Linked DNA regions of Homo sapiens: region 1 is linked to region 2. A link is an interaction called in ENCODE POLR2A ChIA-PET data of the cell type or tissue named here. Cell type or tissue: K562. All regions are shown on one strand.

Region 1 (5,000 bases), 76 kb after region 2:
CGCCCGCGGCAGCCTCTGTGAACGCAGCGCCCAGGTAGGGGCCGGGGGCCGCGCGCTCACATGCTCCAGGAAGCAGGCACCCAGCTCGCTCAGGTGTGGGCGCTCGCGGTTGAACCTCTGCTCCAGGGCCTTCACGAAGGCCTTCTGGCAGCGGTAGATGTCCTCGATGTTCCCGAAGATGGTACGCAGCTGCTCCTCGCTGAACATGTCTGCGCGCTTGCGGCACTGCCGGACGTAGCCCTGCGGGCGGACGTGGTTAGGCCTCCCCCGACCGGGTCCCCAGTCACCGCCCGCCGGCCGGGCCTCACCTCGCAGATGTCGCGCAGGTGCTTGATGTAGTCCCGCTCAGTGCTGAGGATCTCGTTGATGACGTTGGTCCGCATCTGGTCCTTGCTGCTCTGCGCCTCCGCCCCGCCGTCCTCCGCTCCGCTGTTCCCGGCCAGAGGGGCGTCGTCATCCGCGGGCTCGTCCTGATTCACCCTCAGCTGCAGGCCATGCGTGGCCGGTCAGTGCCCCGCATCCCTCGGAGCAACGCCCCGCGCCCTGCGCCGCAGCGGCGGGAACCGGGCCTCGGAGGCCCCGCAGGGTGTACGGGGCGCAGGGCTGAGGACTGGCCGGCCAGCTCCCCCCACCACGCCACCCACGCAAGTCCTGGACCGAGGAATGACGACTCCGACGCCCGCAGCCGCCGTCAGTGTGATCCGAATACCGATTTGGCCTCCTTCCTAGACCCTGCTTGTGCCCGGCACAGAGGCTGGAGCGCTTGCTGCAGTTCCTGAACCAGTGCCTGCTCCTGCCAGCCCCAGCGGGCAGAAGCAGGGGGATGGGTGGCGCGCCCGCTGGCTAACATGCAACTTGGGGAAAGGCTTAGGGTGCGGAGTGGACAGTTTCCCAGGGGATCTGGGGCAGGAGGAGCATCTGAACACCAGGGCCTGGGACCTCCCCGCCGGACGGCCCTCAGCTTGGACGCCCTGAGCCAGGCCTTTTGGAGACTGCACCTGGATTCCTTCCTTGAAGACTGGAGACCCCCTTAGATGGAATCCAGGTCCCCTCTCTGCTATCTCCAGGGCTAATAACTTGACCGTGCCTCAACTTCTTCAGGTGTAAGTCATGGTTCCCACTCCCGGGGCTGTGTGTGAGGTGAGCAGTCCCCTATCAGTGCTCTTCAGGGCTTGGGAAATGTCTAGCGCCTGGAGTTGCGGGGGTATCGCAGAGGGGTGCCTAGTGTCTGCACACACTCATTTCTCGACTGCTCTCCTCTCTGGCCCCCGAGGGCTCACCAGAAGAGGAATGGGAGCAGGAGTAGTGGCTCTCCAGGAGGAGGAAGGCTGTGACACTGCGCCCCGACACCCACCACCCAGTGCTCTGCACCTAGGATGCCAGAGCTGTTTTGGGCTTGGATTTCTCTGCAGAACCAGGTAGCTTTTTATGGGCCCAACTTGGGAGAAGCTGGGGCTTGGAACCATACCCGAACGAAGCTGGCTGGAAACCAGCCCTCGCCATCGGCGACCCGGCCCCACCACCACTCTCTGTTGGTGGCATCCATCACTTCGATGACGTCCCCAGCTTTGAAGCCCAGCTCCTGGTCGTCCATGGTGACATGGTCCCAGAGTGCTTCAGCGCAGACCACACTGCCATCGCTGATGAGCTGCCGAGAGAGCCACGGGCAGGCGGGTCAGTGGGGGAGGCTGCCTGGGCCTCCCTGCTCTCTGTCTCCACTCCCTCAGCAGCCCTGGGAAGAGGGGATCCTGACTTCTTTACAGAGGAGCTGACAAGGCTGCCTCTGACAGGAGCAGGGCTTTCCTGGGGCAGGGGCTATGTTCTGGGCATGTCTAGATTATCAAGGCTCAGTGATGGAGCCGGAAGTGAACTGACCACAGAATCTGATCCTGTCACTGGGACTGCCAACTGCTCCCTGTTAGCATTCCCAATCCAGAATTCCTGGGGGCTGCAAGGCTGCAGGAGGGAGGGGCTGGGCACTGCAAGGCTGCAGGAGGGAGGGGCTGAGGGCTGCAAGGCTGCAGGAGGGAGAGGCTGGGCTGCAAGGCTGCAGGAGGGAGAGGCTGGGCGCTGCAAGGCTGCAGGAGGGAGAGGCTGAGGGCTGCAAGGCTGCAGGAGGGAGAGGCTGGGCTGCAAGGCTGCAGGAGGGAGGGCCTGGGGGCTGCAAGGCTGCAGGAGGGAGGGGCTGGGCGCTGCAAGGCTGCAGGAAGGAGAGGCTGAGGGCTGCAAGGCTGCAGGAGGGAGAGGCTGGGCTGCAAGGCTGCAGGAGGGAGGGGCTGGGGGCTGGTGCCCTCCTGTGGGCTTCTTGTGGATGAGCATTGCCTGTAAGGTCAGCCACCAACCACAATGCCCCTTCATCCAGGTAGACAGTGCCCTGCCATTGGAGTGATTGGAGCTTGTTTACTGTGTGTTTTTCAACACTTGCAGAACCAACCTCATGGCACCCCTGCTCCCATCCCAAGCCCCAGAGATGCCAGCACCAGCTGAGCAATGCCCCTTCTTAGAGCTCTAGGTCCCAAGCCCTGTGATCCTAAGTTTGAGTTAGTCCAACCTCTTCTCTTCATTTCCCAAGTTCTAGGAGAAGCAGAAACGTTTTGCAGCTGCTACCTCTGTGACAGGCACTTCAGGACTGCTCTTATGCAGTGTTACCCAGTCAACCACATTATACCTAGCCGACCATTCTTCACATGCTTCTCTCTGCTCAAATAACCAGCAGAGTGCCTTGCTCCAGAGTGGTGTGGACTAAGACACTGGACGCTCCCCTGCCTCTCCCAGGCAGCCCTTGTACGCCATGGGGCTGACCCCTGCTTTCTCCTAACATGGGATCTGTTTCTGCTCCCTGAATGATGAGCAGTTCTAGGGCCTTAGGGCAGGAGAGGAGGAGTGGGCTGGGGCTGCACAGGAGGTGAGGTCCACGACCCTCCCTGCTAGGACCAGGTGTTGGCACTGGCTGTCACAGCTGTGGGGGCGGTCAAGGATGGGAATGTCACAAACAGGCCCTCCTCTGAGCTCCCATCCCAGGAGCCCTCCTTTCACTTCACTGGGTACTCCCTAAGCACTGTGTGAATCCTCACCTCAACATGGAAACCAAGAGTGGGGCCAGTCCTGTGTTCCAGCTAAGAGGCCTCTGCCTGAATGGGCAGGGTGAGGGCTGGGGCTGGCCACTGGAGCACTGAAGCTCCAGAGCCTGCTTGGGATGGTGCTTTCCTCCAGGGGTCCTGAGCAAGCAAGTTCAGGGAAGGACAAACCTTCTCTTTCCTGGGGGTAAAACCTGCTCCAGTCCTGATGGACGCTCTCCTCAGAGTGACACATGAGCCTGTGAGCCCAGGAACCCTCACAGCGCGGCAGCCACGCGGGGGCTGCAGACCTCCAGAGGCCTCCACGGGGTCCCAGGCACAGAGCCCTGGGTTATTCCTGGGGGCAGCAGGCTTCCACAGGGGGCCACTGCTCTCATTCCCAGCCACAAAGACCTTCTGCAGGTGGCCTCCAGATCATGAGCTGCTGCTGCCACTCAGATGAGATGAGACAGGAGGGCTCAGGCGACCATATGGTAGGAGCCCACCAGCCACAGTGGGGAGCTGGCTCACCCCGCTGAGGCCCTGAAGAATGAGGCTCCAGGGAAAGAAGGAAGCAGACATGGCGGTCTGGGGACACCAGTGAGAGCGTGAGCTGTAGGTGACATGGCCCTGACCTGGGGTCTGTGACACAGGCTGTCAGGAGGTGACCCGACACACTCAACATGGCTCATTTTCCCACTGCTTCCCTTCTCAGGAGGTTCCTGCCTGATATTAACCAGGTGAGGTGTCACCCTCTGTCTCTAGGTTCCCTTAAATGAGCCCTGAGCAGAAGCCTGGTGCCCCCATTCCCCTTTCCTTTATGCTGCCTGTCCCTGCAGGTGGGACTGGGTCCGGCATAGGTGGCCCCCCACATAGCTGCCAGGGAAGGTCACCAGGTGTCGGGCAAGAGGAGGGCTTCACAGAGAGGCCAGCTTCCAGGCACCATTAGGGACAAGCCCCACACTTGTCCTGCCCAGTCAGCTGGAAGACCTTGGGGAGGAGGGGAGGAGGTGTTAATTGCCTTTGTCGCACCCTGGCAGAGGGACACGTGCCGTGAGCAAGCTCTCCTCCTGTGTCTCCCACCAATGTAAGGATGTCAGCCCCTTCTGCACAGCCTCCCACTCGGGAGGTACTCTAATTTAGAGTTAGGAGAAATGTGAACTGTTTGTGTTGTCACCAAGACAAAATGTGGCTCTGTGAGGTCAGAGACAGTTTCGTAGGACATCAGAGTCATGCTCCACCTCCGATGCTATTGCGCTGGGTGCGTTTCTGGGCAGAGGCCCTTTTTGGTGCTCGTAGGCACAGCTGCACCTGAGCCAAGACACAAGCCAGGCAGGCCCAAGGGGCAAGGAGTCCAGGCTGCCTCTCTGCCTGCAGGGAGCGGAGACTGACTCTTGAGACACAGCAGGGCTGTGAAACTGGCTGTTCTATTGTGGGAGAAGGTCCCAATGGAGGTGCACATTTGAGACTCAAATAGCCCAGGGCAGGGAGCGGGATCCCCTCCTGTGCCTCTGAGGTTCTGACAGCCTCCAGAAGGGCAACGCTGCCAGGCTCTGCCTCCAGCTACTCCCTGTGACCGCCACTGCCCTCCCCACCCTGCCCACCTACCAGACGTGCAGGGTGGGGGCAGCTGTGAACACCCGCAGTTTGTGCAGCAGGGGTGGGGGCTTCAGAGGGCCCACGTGCAAGGGGGGCAGAGGGGCTCTGCCCGTGGGAAGACTGACACCACGTATTTTAAGGCCTAAAACGGGAAAAACAACTGCAGGTAACATGCGCAGCGGTGCCCGGGGGTCTTCCACACACCTGACTCAACCTACACAGATGCAAGCGCGGGTCGCTCACCCAGCGGTCACATGCACTCCGTTTCCAGACAAGCAGCCGGGGAGCCCCAGCTGAATCCGCATCCTCGGTTACTCGCAGAGACGCGCCATTTTGGCCTCCCCC
Region 2 (5,000 bases):
GGCAGTTGAGTCTCAAGGGATGGCAACAAGGAGAAACTGAACAGCAGACTTGGGAAACAACTCGGGCCACTTGAGTAAGATTCAAAAAGAAAAAAGAAATGGAAATGTCTACATCTAGAGGACATTATAAACGTATCTTTCATGTGCCTATATAAAATAAAACTATTAGAGAAAGGGGAAATCAGATTATGAGACAGAAAAGAACTTAAACTGGAATTAGCAACAGAAACTCTTCACTTTTTAAAAGAGTAATTCCTCTGCTGACTCAAGTAGCTTCTTATCTTATGTCATCCTGTCTACCTCTCCTCATTCTGTGGAACAATCTCATGTACCTCCCAGAGCAGATTTTTATCTCTACCACTAGTCTCCTCTAAAACAAGCCAGTACTCTTTGAAAATGAGCTAGTTACAGTTTAGGGGCAGGATATCTTATTATCAAAAAGCACAGATGCTTTCAAGAGTGCCTTCAGAAAGCATCAAGAAGCCACTCAGCTGAAGAAAGAGAATCTAATGGCTAAATTGTGACACAAGTGTAAAATTCAAAGTAAAAATTACAGTCTATTACAACCAACTAAGGCTGAAAGGTACCCTGGGTATAAGATGATTAAAATGAGATATATTACAGTAGAATGTGTTAAAGAAAAGACATACCTTCTGGAGGGCGCAGTAGCTCACGCCTGTAATCCCGGCATTTTGGGAGACTGAGGCAGGTGGATCACGAGATCAAGAGATCGAGACCATCCTGGCCAATATGGTGAAACCCCGTCTCTACTAAAAATATTAAAAATTAGCTGGGCATGGTGGCGCATGCCTGTAGTCCCAGCTACTCGGGAGGCTGAGGCAGAAGAATCACTTGATCCCGGGAGGCGGAGACTGCAGTGAGTCAAGATCATGCCACTGCACTCTAGCCTGGCAAAAGAGCCAGACTCCATCTCAAAAAAAAAAAAAAAAAAAAAAAAAAAAAAAGACATACTTTCTGATAATGGTTTGGCTTTATTCCTACCCAAATCTCACCTTGAATTGTAATAATCCCCACATGTCAACAGTGAGGCCAGGTGGAGATAACTGAATCATGGGGACAGTTTCCCCCATACTGTTCTCATGGTAGTGAATAAGTCTCACAAGATCTGACAGTTTTATAAATGGGAGTTCCCCGCACAAGTTCTCTTGCCTGCCACCATGTAAGACATGACTTTGTTCCTCATTTGCCTTCCACCATGATTGTGAGAACTCCCCAGCCATGTGGAACTGTGAGTCAACTAAACCTCCTTCCTTTATAAATCACCCAGTCTTGGGTATATCTTTATTAGCAGCGTGAGAACAGACTAATACAGTAAACTGGTACCAGTACAGCGGAATGCTACTGAAAAGATAACTGAAAATGTGGAAGCAACTTTGGAAACAGGTAAAAGGCAGAGGTTGGAACAGTTTGGAGGGCTCAGAAGAAGACAGAAAGATGTGGGAAAGTTTGGAACTTCCTAGAGACTTGCTGAGTGGCTTTGACCAAAATGCTGATAGTGATATGGACAATAAGGTCCAGGCTGCACTGGTCTCAGATGGAGATGAGGAACTAGTTGGGAACTGGAGTAAAGGTCACTATTGTTATGTAAAGAGACTGGTGGTATTTTGTCCCTGTCCTAGAGATCTGTGGAAGTTTGAACTTGAGAGAGATGATTTAGGGTATCTAGTAAAAGAAATTTCTAAGCAGCAAAGCCTTCAAGAAGAAGCAGAGCATAAAAGTTTGGAAAATTTGCCAACTGATGATGCAACAGAAAAGAAAAACCCATTTTCTGGGGAGAAATTCAAGCCTGCTGCAGAAATTTGCATAAGTAACAAGAAGTCCAATGTTAATCACCAAGACAATGGGCAAAATGTCTCCAGGGCAGGGATGGGCCATGGCTCACGCCTGTAATCCCAGCACTTTGGGAGGCTGAGGAGGGTGGATCACGAGGTCAGGAGATGGAGACCATCCTGGCTAACACGATGAAACCCCGTCTCTACTAAAAATACAAAAATTAGCCGGGCGTGGGGGCGGGCGCCTGTAGTCCCAGCTACTCGGGAGGCTGAGGCAGGAGAATGGTGCGAACCCAGGAGGCGGAGCTTGCAGTGAGCTGAGATCACGCCACTGCACTCCAGCCTGGGCCACTCCCTCCTGAAATGCAACTAAAATGAGAGTTAAGGAGAAAACAAGGCATAAATCCACAGAGAACAGCAGCAGACAAAAGCAGACGAGACACAACATTTTGAAAGTTCTAAGACAAACAGACAAGTGTCAACTAACATAAAATATGGCCACCTCTACTTTGTTATGTGCTAACAGAAGCCAAAACACAGCAAGCCAACTCCTGCCACATAAAAACAGACTCAGAAATTGGGGGTAAGAGAGAATTCTAGAGGTGGGGAGAAATCAGAAGAATTAATGGAAAGTCTTCAAAGGGGTCACTAGGCACCCTACCCAAGCAGACAGGGACCCTCCCTGATCCTGAAGATGATGCCTCTGGAGACTGGGCGTGGCCACACTACACACAGCTTAAAGTCGCAGGCCACACTTAGAAGAATATAGTCCGTGAAAGTCAAATTCTCCATCTTCTTCCTTACTTCTCAGACTCTAGCTCAGAGCAAAGGCATAGTCCCAAGAGGAAAGGCTCACTGATACTGACAACTGGGTGTTCTGTAATGAAAAAGCCAAACTTTGCCTAACACCCTCCAGAGAAGCTCACCAAGAGACAGACTTGAAGCAAACACACAGACTTCCAATCAGCTTTTCAGTACCTCTCTTAAATAGGAATACAGAGCAAGTATCATCAGTCTGAGTAGAAAAAAATACTGTTTTTCCTCTGCTCTCACGTCACAACAATCAACATAGAAGACTTCTGTGACCAAATGTGTGAGGGTTTCTCCCCACATACCAAGCAAGAAATCAATTATGCAGCAGGCCCATGCACAGTGTTGCGCATCTGTAATCCCAACATTTTAGGAGGAGAAGGTCAGGGGACCACTTGAGCTCAGGAGTTTGAGACTAGCCTAGGCAACATGGTGAAACCTCATCCATACAAAAATCAGCGGGGCATGGTGGCACACACCTGTAGTCCCAGCTACTGGGGGGCTGAGGTAAGAGGACCACTTGAGCCTGGGATGGGGAGGTTGCAGTGAGCCGTGATCACACCACTACATTCCAACCTGGGCAGGAGTGAGACCCGGTCTCAAAAAAAAAAAAAAATTCTTCAGCGAACACCAACTAGGTGTCCTGCAATTCAACTGTCACACTATCTACCTGGAGATAGCATCAGATCCCACAGGTTGAGGGCTCAGTCCCACAAGACTGCCCACCCTTCAGACACCAGCCACAAGTCAGGGCCTCTGGAACATGTGATCAACTAGCTTTAAGTCAGTGAGAAAGAAAAGTAGCTCAGAGCAATCTGAAGAACATAAAGCCGGCAAAATTTAGAAAATGGGTCTTTAGTTACCACAGCCCCAGCCACGCTCAGGGTTAACTGTTTAAAGGGACTTGGGGTTTTTTTAATCTTCCCTTTCCTGTAGTTTCCAGACAAGCTGATAAATTACCAAGACTGTTACTACAAGTTACACAATGTGACCCTCAATCATTTTCTTCATGTTCCTGGAATGTGTGGTACAAAGAACAATATACAGCCAACCAATAGTTTATGTTCAACTTAGAAACTGCCCCTATTTTTGCCCTTTAAAATCCCACTTCTAACTGTTGCTACTCAAAGCATATATTCAGAGCAACTTGAATCTATGCTTCCCAGGTTGCTGTCCTCAAATCTGGCCTAAATAAACTCTCTATTTATAGTAATTTTTGCTTTAGTTTCTTTCTTTAGGTCTATTAGAATTCCCCCATCTCCCTGTGTTTGATTAATTTGCTAGAGCAGCTCACAAAATTCAGGTAAACAATGACTTATATTTACCAGTTTATTATAAAGGGTATTACAAAGGACACAGATGAAGAGATGTATAGGGCAAGGTGTTAGTGTTCAGGCCTCTCCAGGCACACCACCCTCCCTCCAGGAACCTCCAGGTGTTCGGCTATTCTGGAGGCTCCCCAAACCCAATCCTTTTGGGTTTTTATGGAGGCCTCATTACATTAGCATGATTGATTAAACCAACAGCCACTGGTGATCAACATCACCTTGAACCCCTCTCTCCTTCCTGGAAGGTTGGGGGGCAGACATGAAAGTTCCAACCCTCTAAAGTCGCATAGGTGTTTCAGATGACCAGCTCCCATCCTGAAGGGAGTCTGCAGGCCATCAATCAATCATTAGCATACAAAAAGACATCATTTTGGAGATTTTTAAGGATTGTATTAAATAGGAGTTGTAAGGCAGGAAATGAGGTCAAAGACAAAATAAACATTTCACAGTACCACAATCAGACACTGGAGAAAAATCTAGACCATAAAAGATAGAGATTAAAGAAAATAAAATTTTCAAGAAAAAAACCTCAAGAATCAGAGACAATGCTGGGTACAAAAGAAAACTTTAAAAATATTACTTTACAGCTGGCCACAGTGGCTCACGCCTATAATCCCAACACTTTAGGAGGCCGAGGAGAGTAGATCACTTGAGGTCAGGAGTTCGAGACCAGCCTGGCCAACATGGTGAAACCCCGTCTCTACTAAAAATACAAAAATTAGTTGGGCGTGGTGGCAGGCTCCTGTAGTCCCAGCTACTCAGGAGGCTGAGGCAGGAGAATGGCGTGAACCCGGGAGGCGGAGCTTGCAGTGAGCCGAGATAGTGCCACTGCACTCCAGCCTGGGTGACTGGAGTGAGACTCCATCTCAAAAAAAAAAAAAACAAGAATAAAAAGAAATATTCAGAGCTCTCAATTAAAAATAATAACCAAAATTAAAAATTCAATACAAGAGTTGGAAAGATCAAGATGGAAGAAATCTCTCTGAAATGAAGAGCTAAAAAAAAAAAAAAAAAAGACCAAGAGATGGAAAAAAATTAGAGGATGAGCCTGGAATATAAAATATTCTGC

Evidence for each region. ChIA-PET counts read pairs that join two places held together with the same protein. Peaks named below come from ENCODE experiments on the same cell type or tissue, not always from the same donor. Only the 100,000 strongest peaks of a DNase experiment are listed, where the experiment ranks them.
Region 1: POLR2A ChIA-PET joins it to region 2 with 5 read pairs; 5 of 35 experiments call an interaction of 5 or more read pairs at or near these places.

What each region holds. Positions count from the first base shown.
Region 1 is chr2:131,035,501-131,040,500 of GRCh38, reverse strand. ARHGEF4 (Rho guanine nucleotide exchange factor 4) reads right to left here. Exons shown (of 14, transcript NM_001367493.1): 6 at 1,469-1,648; 7 at 309-485; 8 at 61-240. Among named protein-coding and RNA genes, the nearest start is that of SMIM39, 2.9 kb to the right of the region's middle. In K562, no CTCF peak of the experiment used is centred here; a DNase peak (open chromatin) is centred at 2,672; H3K27me3 peaks cover 2,132 bases.
Region 2 is chr2:131,111,307-131,116,306 of GRCh38, reverse strand. The region is part of intron 1 of PLEKHB2 (pleckstrin homology domain containing B2); the gene reads right to left. Among named protein-coding and RNA genes, the nearest start is that of PLEKHB2, 8.5 kb to the right of the region's middle. RefSeq lists an enhancer at 1,818-2,407. In K562, no CTCF peak of the experiment used is centred here; DNase peaks (open chromatin) are centred at 336 and 2,486.